Linked DNA regions of Homo sapiens: region 2 is linked to region 1. Evidence: read pairs that join two places in POLR2A ChIA-PET (ENCODE). Cell type or tissue: Caco-2. All regions are shown on one strand. Each heading gives the region's core, and the rest is flanking DNA. Links, peaks and the distances in the headings are about the cores only.

Region 1 (8,088 bases), core at 2,009-7,008:
AACATAGTGAAACTCCATCTCTACAAAAAATTTAAAAATTAGCTGAGTATGCTGCCATGCACCCGTGTTCCCAGCCATTCAGGGGGCAGAGGCAGGAGGATCACTTGAGCCTGGGAGGTTGGGGCTGTGGTGAGCCGTGATCACACCACTCACTGCACTCCAGCCTGGGCAAAAAAGTGAGACTCTGTCTCAAAAAAAATAAAGATTTCTGTAAAAGCTGATTTCTGTCTCTGTCTTAATTCATGTTGAAGGGTAGAAAATGGTGGCTTTCCTCAATTCTTGATGCTGGTTTTCTCTCTCAGTGCTCAGAGTTTGAGATGGCCAGGGAGGAGCTACGTGTTTGCAGCCAGGGTAAAAATGAGTCAGACCAGAAGGCTTAAATCCCTGTCTGAGAACATTTAGGGCCCTCAACACTGTTGTGTTACAGATACAGGAAACCAGGTCTGTGCTTTTATTCATCGTCATGATTCAGTCAGATATGCAGATGTTTCTCTTTTGGGGGGATTAGCTGAGCCAGTGCCACCTATGATGGTTTGCATATGTGGATGTTTATCTCAGTTTCTACCTGAAAAAGCTAAAGCCATTGATAATATCCAAGGTGAAAATAATTAGGAGTGGACGACCTTCCACCCACAACTTAACTTCATCCAATTAACAGGGCATTCATCATGAGGTAATAAGCCTATTTATGACTGTTTGGAAGATCAACATCTTTAAAAGTCTCTGGTGCTTAAGGAGCTTACAGAATGGAGACAGTTACTCTAAAACAAAGACCTGCAAATTATGGCTGCCACCTACATTTTTTTGTAAGTAAAAGTATATTGGAATCGCCACACCGTTTATATATCATCTGTGGCCGCTTTTGTACTATAGTGGCAGAGTTGAGTAGTTGAGATGGAGACCTCTATGGCTGCAACACCTAAAATATTTACTCTCTGGTGGTTTTTTGTTTGTTTGTTTGTTTGTTTGTTTTCTCTGTCACCCAGGCTGGAATCCAGTGGCGCAATCTCTGCTCATGGCAACCTCTGCCTCCCGGGTTCAAGCAATTCTCGCACCTGAGCCTCTCAAATAGCTGGGATTACAGGCACCTGCCATCATGCCTGGCTAATTTTTTTTGTATTTTTAGTAGAGATGGGGTTTCACCATGTTGGCCAGGCTGGTTTCAAACTCCTGACCTCAAGTGATCCACCCGCCTCAGCCTCCCAAAGTACTAGGATTACAGGCGTGAGCCACCACGCCCAGCCTGGTGTTTTATTCAAAAAGTTTGTTGACTCCTGCTCTAGAAACATCGGTGTTCCTCTGAACCTAGCCATGACTTTTTCTATGGGTTTTTCAAGCCTTTTCATTTGTGTGTCTCACCTACCCCCAGCCTTCACCCACCTTTTTTTTTCCTAATTGGTAGTAACATAGAACTTGAGTAGAGTCTTAGCTGCTAACATTTTGAGCACTTACTAGATGCCAGATCTGTGCAAGGTTCTAGTCATGTATTGACTCAGTTAATCCTCATGATAACCCATCGAGTTAGGTACACTTTACAGGTGGAGTCCCATGGGTAGGAAGTGGCAGAGCTCAGATTTACATGTAGACAGTTGGGCCCCTGCCAGCCGTGCCTGTGACTAGAACTCTAAGCTGCCTCGCAATTGTGCTTTTCTCGCTCTCTCAAAACCTAACCAAATTATGTGTACGCATTTTTTACAAGCCTGTTTATTTTAGAGTATATGATACAATGATGATAATGGATAAATAAGACCTGGAAAAGCAAGATGATAAGAAAACCAAGGTTGGGTTTGGGCATGGGGGTGAGCTCAAGAGAACATGAGGTACAGAGGCTGTGAGACCATTTAGTTGCTGGAGCTAACTTTTAAGATCTTTAGCTCTGAATTTCTTGACAGCCAGATGATAAAAAGGAGACACAGTCATGTAAGTAGCACTTATAAAGGAGGAGAAAAGAACTTTGCCAGTATTTACAAAGCTTTTCTTAGCATTTATCTAAATTATTGCAAAAGGAACTTTCATGGAACTCATCAATGGGAGTTTTCTACTCTTGTAAGCAGCAAATACTTCCTCTTCCAGGATGGTTTCATGACCAGTGAAGTCTCTGTCCTGGGCATGCGTGCTACAGTCTGTTTTACTTCTTGAACCCCAAATCTGAAAGTATTGCCAGAGGGATCCTCTCTGAGAGAAGGATCATTCATGAAACCTTGTGGGAGGCAGGACTGTGCAGATAACGACGGCAGCATTTAATTCATTTTTGTCACTCACCATTCTTCTCCCACTCTCCAACTCTGCACGTGGATGAAATTGAGCTGTTGGTGATGTCAAATATGTAGGAATATCCTCTACCCATTCCCTTCCCAAGTTCAGAGCCTTTTCTTCTAGAGCTACCTCGGGCTGTCCCTCCAAGGAACCTTCCCTAACAATCTCTCCCAGGCACTCAGGCTAAGCACCTCTTTTCTGGGACTCACAGTTTCTTGTGCTTACGTTTAAAGATCATGTATTCCCAGGATCACAAATATTTTTGTATTATGTGCATGTTAAAATGTTATGGTTGGGTATTTTTTAATTTTTTATAAATGAAATATAGCATACATACGTAAATGCGCAGTATGATGAATCACTATGGTGTGAACACCCACATAAACACCAACCAAGGTCAGGAGACAGCACGTGGCCAGTGCCCTAGAAGCTTCCCAGGTGTCCTTGTTGATCATACACCATTTCGTCCCACTGTCCTGACGCTTATGACCATCAGTTTTCTGCTTTTCTTTATACTTTTACCACCTATGTGTGTACTCAGACTTTATAGTTTGGTTTTGATTGTTTTGAATTTTCTCTAAAGGGGATTGTACTGTATGTATTTTTCAGTGTCATGCTTCTTTCACTTCACATTATATTCCTGATTCTTTGGTGTATTGGGTAGAGCTGAAGTTCATTTGTTTTATTGCTTCAGAGCAATGTTTCTTAACCTGATTTTTTCATCATTGCCCCCAAGGATCCCTTTTAAACTTTTTTTCTAATTGCCTTCTCCTCTCCACCATGAAATTTTATTACCTGAGATATTGTATATTGGTTTATTTGCTCTGTGTGTGTGTGTGTGTGTGTGTGTGTGTGTGTGTGTGTGTGTGTGTATGTTTTATATAAATAAGGAATAATTTTTTTTATCCCCAAAGCATCAATTTTTACCCCCTTGGGGATGCTACCCACCTCACTGGGAATGCATGCTTCAGAGCAGGGACCCCACCCTCAGCACTATTGCCATGTTGCACCTGATAATTCTTCATTGTGGGGCTTCCCTGTGCACTGTGGGATGTCTGGCAGCATCCCTGGGCCTCTACCCACTGGATGCCATGAGCATGTCTGCCGAGGTATGACAACCTCAAACATTTCCAGACATAGCCACATGTCCCCTGTGGGGCTAAAGAGCTCCTGGTTGAGAACCACCGATGTTATTGAGCACAAACTGAACACCGGTGTGTGTGTGACAGCAGGTCAAATAAACATGCTGTGTCTGTCCCTGGCATTCACCCTTCTTCTTATTGCCATGGAGATTTTGCATAGTATATTAAGGGAAAACACAATTACAATTGGTGCATATAATATGCCAGTTTTGAGGGAAGAAAACACTGCTGTATATTATTTGCGTATATTTGGGGAGTGTGTGGGTCTGTGTAAATCTAGACGGCTGTATACTAAAATGCTTGCAGTGATTATCTCTGGGCAATGGAATTAATGGATACTTTTCCTGTTTTCTTTTCATTTTTCTAGCATTTCTACCATGGGAAGGTATTATTTATGTGATGTTTAAAGTATCTACTTTCTATTCTAGGGAAGAATACCACTACAATCTGAACACCAGTTTGGTGTTTTTTGTTTTTCTTATTTCTCAGTGGTGGGAGAGGGTTAATAGGAGGTAAACTTTTATGGTGAATTGTTGGTGTTTTTTCTTTTAGTCAGTTTTGAGGTCTGAGTGAAGGAAATTTTTCCAGCAGTCATTAAGCCTTGTCATCTTAGCAGATGCTCAGATATTTTCCCACACAAAAGCTTGCATTAGGGTGGCTACATTAGGATCTCCTCATTTTTCCCTGCTCTTTTTTCACTCACAGGTTGAAAATGAATATGGCAGCTACTTTGCCTGTGATTTTGACTACCTGCGCTTCCTGCAGAAGCGCTTTCGCCACCATCTGGGGGATGATGTGGTTCTGTTTACCACTGATGGAGCACATAAAACATTCCTGAAATGTGGGGCCCTGCAGGGCCTCTACACCACGGTGGACTTTGGAACAGGTTGGTGTTTGTAGTAACAGAAATTGCAGCTTAAAATCAGCTTTTTACTCAGTCAGTTGCTCTGGGCAGCTGTTGTTATAAGTGTCATGGGCAGATTGAGATTTTTCATGTTTTCATTTTTCAAGGAACAGGTAGAATAGAATACTTGCACCCCTCAGTAACAGAGGGTTATCTGTAGGCCAAGAGCTTCCAGGGTAGCTGCATTTTCAGCACTGGTGGAGCTAGCCTGGAAAATGGAGTACTGCTATCTCAGGGGCTAGGCTGGCCCACCCAAGATGAAGAAGCAGGTAGGCATCTCCAGCTGTGAGAAGCTCTACCTTGAGGCAGTCACCTTTTAGGCTGTGTCTGGGGCGCGCTTCTCTGCTCTTTCTGCCCTCCCTGTCCTCCCACCTTGGCAGGACACTCGGGGTTATGCCTTGGCTGTAGCCAACCTTGAGGTCAGCCACTGGCTGGGAACTTACCTTATGCTTTGTTGTCTTTCTGCATAACTTAGAACACTGAACTGTCAGGGCTGGAGGTGGTTTGGCAGATGCTACAAAGGCTATGCCAGATTCCTTACACAGTGCTGTGTAAACTGTGGAGATGCTGCAAGTGAAGGTTACAGATGGGTGGGCAATGTGGTTAGGATGCTTCTGGCCATAAGTAATATTAAGAGAGACTTCATTTAGGAGAGTGGCTTTCATAAAGGATATGACAGCTGTATTCGTCCATTCTTGCACTGCCCTAAATAAATACCAGAGACTGGGTAATTTACAAAGAAAAGAGGTTTAATGGACTCACAGGCTGTATAGGAAGCCTGGTGGCAACAGCTTCTGGGGAGGCCTTAGGAAACTTAAAATCATGGCAGAAGGCAAAGGGAAAGCAGGCACGTCTTACATGGACAGAGCGGGAGGAAGAGATAGGAAGGGAAGTGCTACATACTTTTAAACAACCAGATCTCATAACTCATTCACTCACTATCAGGAGAATAGCACTGAGGGGATGGTGCTAACCCATTCACAAGCACTTTGCCCCCACGATCCAGTCGCCTGCCACCAGGCCCTACCTCCAACACTGGGGATTATAGTTCGACATGAGATTTGGTGGGGACACAGATCTAACACAGATCCAAACCATATCAACAGCTAAATGTCTGACTGGACTTTTTTTGTGTGTGTGGCTATGAAAGACATTATTGAGAAATTGCAATCTTTGAATAAAGTCTGTAGATTAGATAAGAGTACTGTATCAGTATAATTTCCTGATTTTTAGAAGTATATTGTGTTTATTTAAAGAATGCCTTTGTTCTGAGAGAATGAACACTGATGTATTTAGGGATAAAGGGCCATCACATCTGCAATTTATTCTCAGGTGGCTCAGAAAAATGTATATTTTTATAGAGAAACTGATAGTGTATATCTAGTAAAATGCTAACAATTGGGAAATCTAGGTGAAGGGAATAGGAGAGTTTTTTTGTACTATTCTTACAACATTCTGTAAGTTTGAAATCACTGCAGAATAAAAAGTTACAGGCTAGGCATGGTGGCAAGTGCCTGTAGTCCTAGCTACTAGGGAGGATGAGGTGGGAAGATCACTTGAGCCCACGAGTTCAAGGCTGCGGTGAGCTGTGATTGTGCCACTGCACCCCAAGCTGGGCAACAGAGCAAGACCCTGTCTCAAAAAAAAAAAAAGATACACACACACAAAAAAGACCAGTTCCTTGAGTAGCATAAAGACCCTGATGTTCTCCCCTCTGAGGTAAAAGGCACTTCATGTGCATTGCACAGCCAATGTTTGCCTCTCTTAAGAGGGATGTACAGAAGACTGAAATGAGGAAATTAGCCTGGTGTTGCTTTTTTTTTTTTTTTTTTTTTTTTTTTTTGAGGTGGAGTTTCGCTCTTGTTGCCCAGGCTGGAGTGCAACGACCCGATCCTGGCTTACTGCAACCTCTGCCTCCTGGGTTCAAGCATTCTCCTACCTCAGCCTCCCAAGTAGCTGGGATTACAGGCACCTGCCACCACGCCTGGCTAATTTTTGTATTTTTAGTAGAGACAGGGTTTCACCATGTTGGCCCGGCTGGTTTCAAACTCCTAACCTCACATGATCTGCCTGCCTCGGCCTCCCAAAGTGTTGGGATTACAGGCGTGAGCCACCGCGCCCGGTCTGTAGTCACATTTTTTAAGAGGTTCTTCTACCTTATCAAAAAAGAGAAGAACAGAAAAGAACTGACCTTAAGTGAATGGAGTGTTTCGAGAGCATTTGGTGATAAAAGGACTCATCCGTTAGGTTGGTTAGGTTGGTGCAAAAGTGATTGCAGTTTTTGCCTTTTAAAAAAAAAAAACGGGCCCAGCGCAGTGCCTCCTACCTGTAATCCCAGCAGTTTGGGAGGCCAAGGCAGGCGGATCATGAGTTCAGGAGTTTGAGACCAGCCTGGCCAACATGGTGAAACCCCATCTCCACTAAAGATACAAAAATTAGCTGGTACAAAAATCGTGGTGGCGCACTTTTGTAATCCCAGCTACTTAGGAGGCTGAGGCAGGAGAATTGCTTGAACCCGGGAGCCAGAGGTTGCAGTGAGCTGAGATTGCGCCACTACACTCCAGCCTGGGCAACAGAGCGAAACTCCATCTCAAAAAAAAAAAAAAAAAAGAAAAGAAAACCATGACAAAAACCACAATTACTTTTGCACCAACCTAATACAAAGCGCTGCAGAGGAAGTGACATGCCGGTTTCCTCCTGCTTTGGCCAGGCTTCTCATCACAGCGATGAAAAAGCACGGCATTTTTCTGTTGGGAGGAACAAATTGAAGGTGATTATGATTGTGTTTTAAGCATAATTTGTATGTGAGGTGACAGCGTGACTGTCACTGCTAGGGGTTGGAGAATAGACAACCACAAGGCCAGGGTGCCTGGGGCAGATGGGCCCTCCAGTCTGAGGCTTTTGCCAGCTTCATTGCTTTGTGTGGGAGAGGGGCATTGCCCGATGGGTCTCATGAGAACAGTGTTTAAAGAGCTGAATGCCACCTAATGCTTAATAGTGAGAAAGACAGCCAATGAGATTCTGCTCTTTCTCAATCAGCATATTCTGTCCTGAAAGCTGGCCTTACAGAGAAGCCAAAGGCCCATCTCAGAGCAAGTGGTTATCAGAGGGTCTTGGCTGGGGCCACGTCCACCCTGGGATACCTGCTGTGGGAACTGGGTTGTGAAGTGTGGGGCCAGGGCATTCTCTGCTCGGGTTGGTGTGGACACTGCTCATGCTTCCTCTTTCCCCAGTGTTTGGCAGCCCATTCCTTCTCTGTGGAGAAATTCTTTTTTGTTTTAGAGGAGGAAGGGAAAATAGAAGACACGAGAGGCAAGACAAGACACCCCTAATGGGACATTTCATGAGGAAAACTTGAGAGCAAGTGGTTTGGAATGGCTGATGTACAAATTAGAATCCAGAGTATATTCCATTATTCAGGGGTAAACACAATTAGAGCCCCCACATCCCTTTGATTTCTTAATTAACTGGCAAATATTTGTGGTAGTATCATGTGTATGGTGTTATTGAGGCTGTAAGTATCTTCAAACCAGGCTCATCCTGTGGGGTGCATCCAGGTCAACCAGATGTTCTTGTGAAGAGATAAGCCCACAAGATATGTGTCCAGGCCCTGGGGAAACACAGATAAAGAAGACAGGCCTGTGAAGGGAACTCTTGTGCAGACAGGAAAGGCCACGGGGACCTCCTCAGAGAGGAAGCAATGTTCTCTGGTCCACACACATCTTCAAATGGGTCCAATCAGAAGCTAGCTTGGAAGTATTCCAGGCCCATGGGGTGTGGGAAGGG
Region 2 (5,000 bases), core at 1-5,000, 540 kb after region 1:
ATTAAATTGGCCCCCCCTGAATAATTCCGTATACTCTCCCTCCACACTTTAAATATTTCACTGCACTCTCTTGCTTGCATTGTTTCTGAAAAGGAATCAGATGAATTTCTTATGTTTGCTCCTCTAGAGGATATTTTTTCCTCTGGCTTCTTTCAAGACTTTTTCTTTAATTTTCTGTAATTTGAATATGATATGCCTAGGTGTAGGGTTTTTTTTTTTCATTTATTTTTCATTTTATTTTATTATTTTATTAATTTTATTTTATTTTTTGAGACAAGTTCTCACTCTGTTGCTCAGGCTGGAGTGCAGTGACTCAATCAGGGCTCACTACAACCTCTGCCTCCCAGGCTCAAGCAATCCTCCCAGCTCAGCCTCCCTAGTAGCTGGGGCTACAGGCATGCGCCACCACACCCAGCTAATTTTTGTATTGTTCGTGGAGACAGGGTTTCACCGTGTTGTTCAGGCTGGTCTCAGACTCCTGGGCTCAAGCAATCCTCTTGCCTCGACCTCCCAAAGTGTTGGGATTACAGGTGTGAGCCACCGCACCCAGCCCATTTATCTTTCTTAATGCTTCCTGAACTTCATGGATCTGTAGTTTGGTGTAACATTAATCTGGGGAAATTCTCAGTCATTGCTTCAAATATTTATTTTGTTCCTTTCTTCTCTTGGTATGCCTATTATCTACATGTTACACCGTTTGGACTTGCCCCACAGTTCTTGCACATTTTGTTCCTTTGTGTGCGTGTGTGTCTGTTTTTTCTTTGCTTTTCAGTTTTGGAAGTTGCTATTGACGTGTCCTCCAGCTCAGCAATTCTTTCCTCAGCTTAGCGATTCTCTCCTTCAATCCAGTCTGCTAGTGAGCCCATCAAAGGCATTCTTTGTTAGCTTTTTCTTAATCTCTAGCATTTCTTTTTGATACGCTCTTAGACTTCACCTCTCTGCTTAACATTACCCATCTGTTCTTGCATGTTGTCTACTTTTTCCACTAGAGTCCTTAGCGTATTAGTCATAGTTGTTTTAAATTCATGGTCTGATAATTCCAACATCGCTGCTATATCCCAGTCTGGTTCTGATGCTTGCTCTGTCTTCAAACTGTTTTTTGTATGCTTCGTACTTTTTTATTAACAGCTGGATATGATGTACAGTAAAAGGAACTCTGGTAAGTAGTCATTTAGCGGTATGGGGGGAGAGGAAGCTTTCTGTATTTGTATGATAAGGTCTCAGTTTTAGCAAGCCTGTGCCCCTGGGATGTAAACTTCACAAGTGCTTTTCAGTACCCCCACCCCCTTTAGGTGGGACAGGATGTCTAGAAGGGGCTGGAGTTAGGTGTTTCCCTTCCACCAGGTTGATTTGGCTCTGATAAAACCTCAACAGGTAAGGCTGTGGCAGAATCATTTTTCTTGAGGACAGGCCTTGTTAAGAACAGAATGCTCTGGCATATTTCAAAATGGTTACTTTCCCCCTCCCTTGCCAGAAGCACGAGAGATCTTCATGGTGAAATCTTCACTCTGATCTTCACGGTGAGAACCTGGGAGAGCTCCTAGAGGTAAAACTCACAAAGTGTGGGGACCCTCTTATGACTGGGTGTTTGTAGAATTATTAACTCACACACTTACCCAAACTGAACCTCTGGGCAATTCATCAATTACAATTCAGATTCCTCTGTCCCAGTACTGGTTCCCATGGAGGTGTATGCCCAGTGATTTCTGCTCCGGTAAGTTGTGATTCTGTGTCACCTGTCTGTCTCCAATTTGGGAGGCAGTGGTTTGCCCTGTGACCATTTCTCCCACAGCTCTACTGCTTTTTCTTTTTTTTTTTTTCAGACGAAATTTTGCTCTTGTTGCCCAGGCTGGAGCGCAATGGCATGATCTTAGCTCACTGCAACCTCCGCCTCCCGGGTTCAAGCGATTCTCCTGCCTCAGCCTCCCGAGCAGCTGGGACTACAGGCACCTGCCAACATGCCCAGCTAATATTTGTATATTTAGTAGAGATGGGGTTTCACCATGTTGACCAGGCTTATCTTGAACTCCTGACCTCAGGTGATCCACCCGCCTCGGCCTCCCAAAGTGCTGGGATTACAGGTGTGAGCCACCGCGCCCTGACAGCTCTACTTAGGACAAAGTGATGACCTCAAAACTCCTTACATGCTGACTGGAAATCTTATTTACCCCCCTCAAGATCCTCAGTCATATCTGCAAAGTCTCTGCCAAGTCAGGTAAAATTTGCAGGTTCCAGGGATTTGAATGTGGACATTTTTGGGGGCACTGTTACTCAGCCTAACCACAGGATGTCTGGGTGATTTTCAGTCTTTCAATTGTTATTACGAATGATGCTGTTGTAAACACTGTTGAATATGTTTGATGGAAAACGTGTTTTCATTTCTGTTGGGTGTTTATGCAGGAGTGGATTATTGGGTCCATAGGTTATATATGTTTTCAACCTTAGCAGATAAAGCCAAAGTTTTTCCAAAGTGGTTTTAAGAATTCCCATTCTTGGGGGGAAATATTTGCAATCATAGATCTGAGAAAGGCCCAGTATCCAGAATATATAAAGAACTCTTACAATTCAATAACAAGATAGCCCAATTTAAAGATGGGCAAGGGATTTGAAGAGGCACTTCTCCAAAGAAGTTATAAAAATGCAAAATAAGCGTATGAAAAGATACTTAACATCTTTAGTTATTGGGAATATGAAAATAAAAACCACAATAAGATACCACTTCACAACCACTAGGATGGCTAAAATAATAAGTGTTGGTGAGGACTTGAAGAAACTGGAACCCCCATCCATTGCTGGTGGGAGTGTAAAGTGGTGCAACTGCTTTGGGAAACAGTTTAGTGGTTCTTCATAAGGTTAAATGTTACCATATGACCCAGCCATTCCATGTCAAGGTTTATACTAATCACAAATGAGAACATATGTCCTCACAGAAACTTGTATACAAATGTGTACAGCAGCATTATTCATAATAGCCAAAAGGCAGAAGCAACCCAAACATCTATCAACAGACAGACAGATAAATGAAATGACATATCCATACAATAAAATATTATTCAGCCATGAAAAGAAATGGAGTGTTGATGTATGCTACAACATGAATGAACCCTGAAAACATGTTAAGTCAAAGAAGCTAGTCACAAAAAGCCATATTGTGTGATTTCATTTATGTGAAATATCTAGAACAGCAAATCTGCTGAGACAGAAAGTAGATTAGTGGGTTGCTAGAAGGTAGAGGAAGGAGGAAATGAGGAGTGGCTGCTAGTGGGGTTTATTTGGGGGGTAAGGAAAGTACTCTAGAATTACATAGTGGTGGTAGTCGCACAATCTTGTGAATATACTAAAAACTACTGACTTGTACACTTCAAAAGGGTGAATTTTGGGCCAGGCGCTGTGGCTCACGCCTGTAATCCCAGCACTTTGGGAGGCTGAGGCGGGTGGATCACGAGGTCAGGAGATCGAGACCATCCTGGCTAACACAGTGAAACCCCGTCTCTACTAAAAATACAAAAAATTAGCTGGGTGTGGTGGCACGCACCTGTAGTCCCAGCTACTCGGGAGGCTGAAGCAGGAGAATCGCTTGAACCCGGGAGGCGGAGGTTGCAGTGAGCTGAGATCATGCCACTGCACTCCAGCTTGGGCAACAGAGTGAGACTCCATCTCAAAAAAAAAAAAAAGTGAATTTTATGTGAATTATATATAATTTTTTAAAAAAGAATTTCCATGACTTACCAGCAACATGAGAGTTGCAGTTGCTCCACATCCTTGTCTACACAAACTATTGACTGTCTGCAGTTTTAGACATTCTGCAGATGTATGGTAGGATCTTGTGGTTTAAATTGTGTTTCCTTGATAACTAATGAAGTTAAGCATATTTCATGTGTACTGGCCTTTGGATATCCTCTTTTGTAAAGTACTTGTTTAAGAGTCTTGTCCTTTTTGGAGGCGGAGGGGGCGACTGTATGACTTTTTCTTATTTATTTATTTTTTTAAGACGGAGTTTCGCTCTTGTTGCCCAGGCTGGAGTGCAATGGCGTGATTTCGGCTCACCACAACCTCTGCCTCCTGGGTTCAAGCGATTCTCCTGCTTCAGCCTCCCAAGTAGCTGGGATTACAGGCATGAACCACCATGCCAGGCTATTTTGTATTTTTAGTAGAGATGGGGTTTCTCCATGTTGGTCAGGCTGGTCTTGAACTCCTGACCTCAGATGATCCACCTGCCTCGGCCTCCCAAAGTGCTGGGATTACAGGTGTGAGCCACTGTGCCTGGCCTGACTTTTTCTTATCGTCTCATTCTTTTTCCGTCCTTCCTTCCTTCCTTCCTTCCTTCCTTCCTTCCTTCCTTCCTTCCTTCCTTCCTTCCTCCCTCCCTCCCTCCCTCTCTCTCTCTCTTTTTCTTTCTTTCTTTCTTTTTTACAGAGTCTCACTCTGTTGCCCAGGCTGGAGTGCAGTGGTGTGATCTCGGCTTACTACAACCTCCACTTCCCAGATTCAAGCGATTTTTGTGCCTCAACCTCCTGAGTAGCTGGGATTCCAGGCATGCACCACCACACCTGGCTAATTTTTGTATTATTAGTAGAAATGAGGTTTCGCCATGTTGGCCATGCTGGTCTCGAACTCCTGACCTCAGGTGATCTGCCCACTTCAGCCTCCCAAAGGGTTGGAATTACAGGCGTGAGCCACCACACCCAGCCTTGTCTCATTCTTTACATATTCAGAATACTGCTTCCAGTCAGGTATGTATTGCAAATATCTTTTTCTACTCTGTGGTTTCCCTTTTCACTCTTATTGGTGTCTTTTGATGAATACAAGCTACTGATTTCAATATAGCTCAATTTATCAGCTTTTCTTTATGGTTATTGCTTTCATAACCTGTTTTTAAGAAGTCTTTGCCAGCTGGGCATGGTGGCTTACACCATAGTCCCAGCACTTTGGGAGGCCAAGGTGGGAAGATCACTTGAGCCAACTTGAGCCAAGGAGTTTGAGACCAGCCTGGGCAATAC

What was found. ChIA-PET counts read pairs that join two places held together with the same protein. Peaks named below come from ENCODE experiments on the same cell type or tissue, not always from the same donor. Only the 100,000 strongest peaks of a DNase experiment are listed, where the experiment ranks them.
Region 2: POLR2A ChIA-PET joins it to region 1 with 6 read pairs; 2 of 35 experiments call an interaction of 5 or more read pairs at or near these places.

Annotation. Positions count from the first base shown.
Region 1 is chr3:33,054,285-33,062,372 of GRCh38, reverse strand. It overlaps GLB1 (galactosidase beta 1), which reads left to right. Exons shown (of 16, transcript NM_000404.4): 6 at 4,104-4,284. Among named protein-coding and RNA genes, the nearest start is that of GLB1, 39 kb to the left of the region's middle. RefSeq lists enhancers at 438-487, 4,579-4,658, 4,809-4,858, 7,022-7,101. In Caco-2, for the core only: no CTCF peak of the experiment used is centred there; DNase peaks (open chromatin) are centred at 4,212, 4,737 and 5,302; H3K4me3 peaks cover 244 bases.
Region 2 is chr3:32,518,750-32,523,749 of GRCh38, reverse strand. No RefSeq gene overlaps it. Among named protein-coding and RNA genes, the nearest start is that of MIR548AY, 15 kb to the right of the region's middle. In Caco-2, for the core only: no CTCF peak of the experiment used is centred there; no DNase peak of the experiment used is centred there.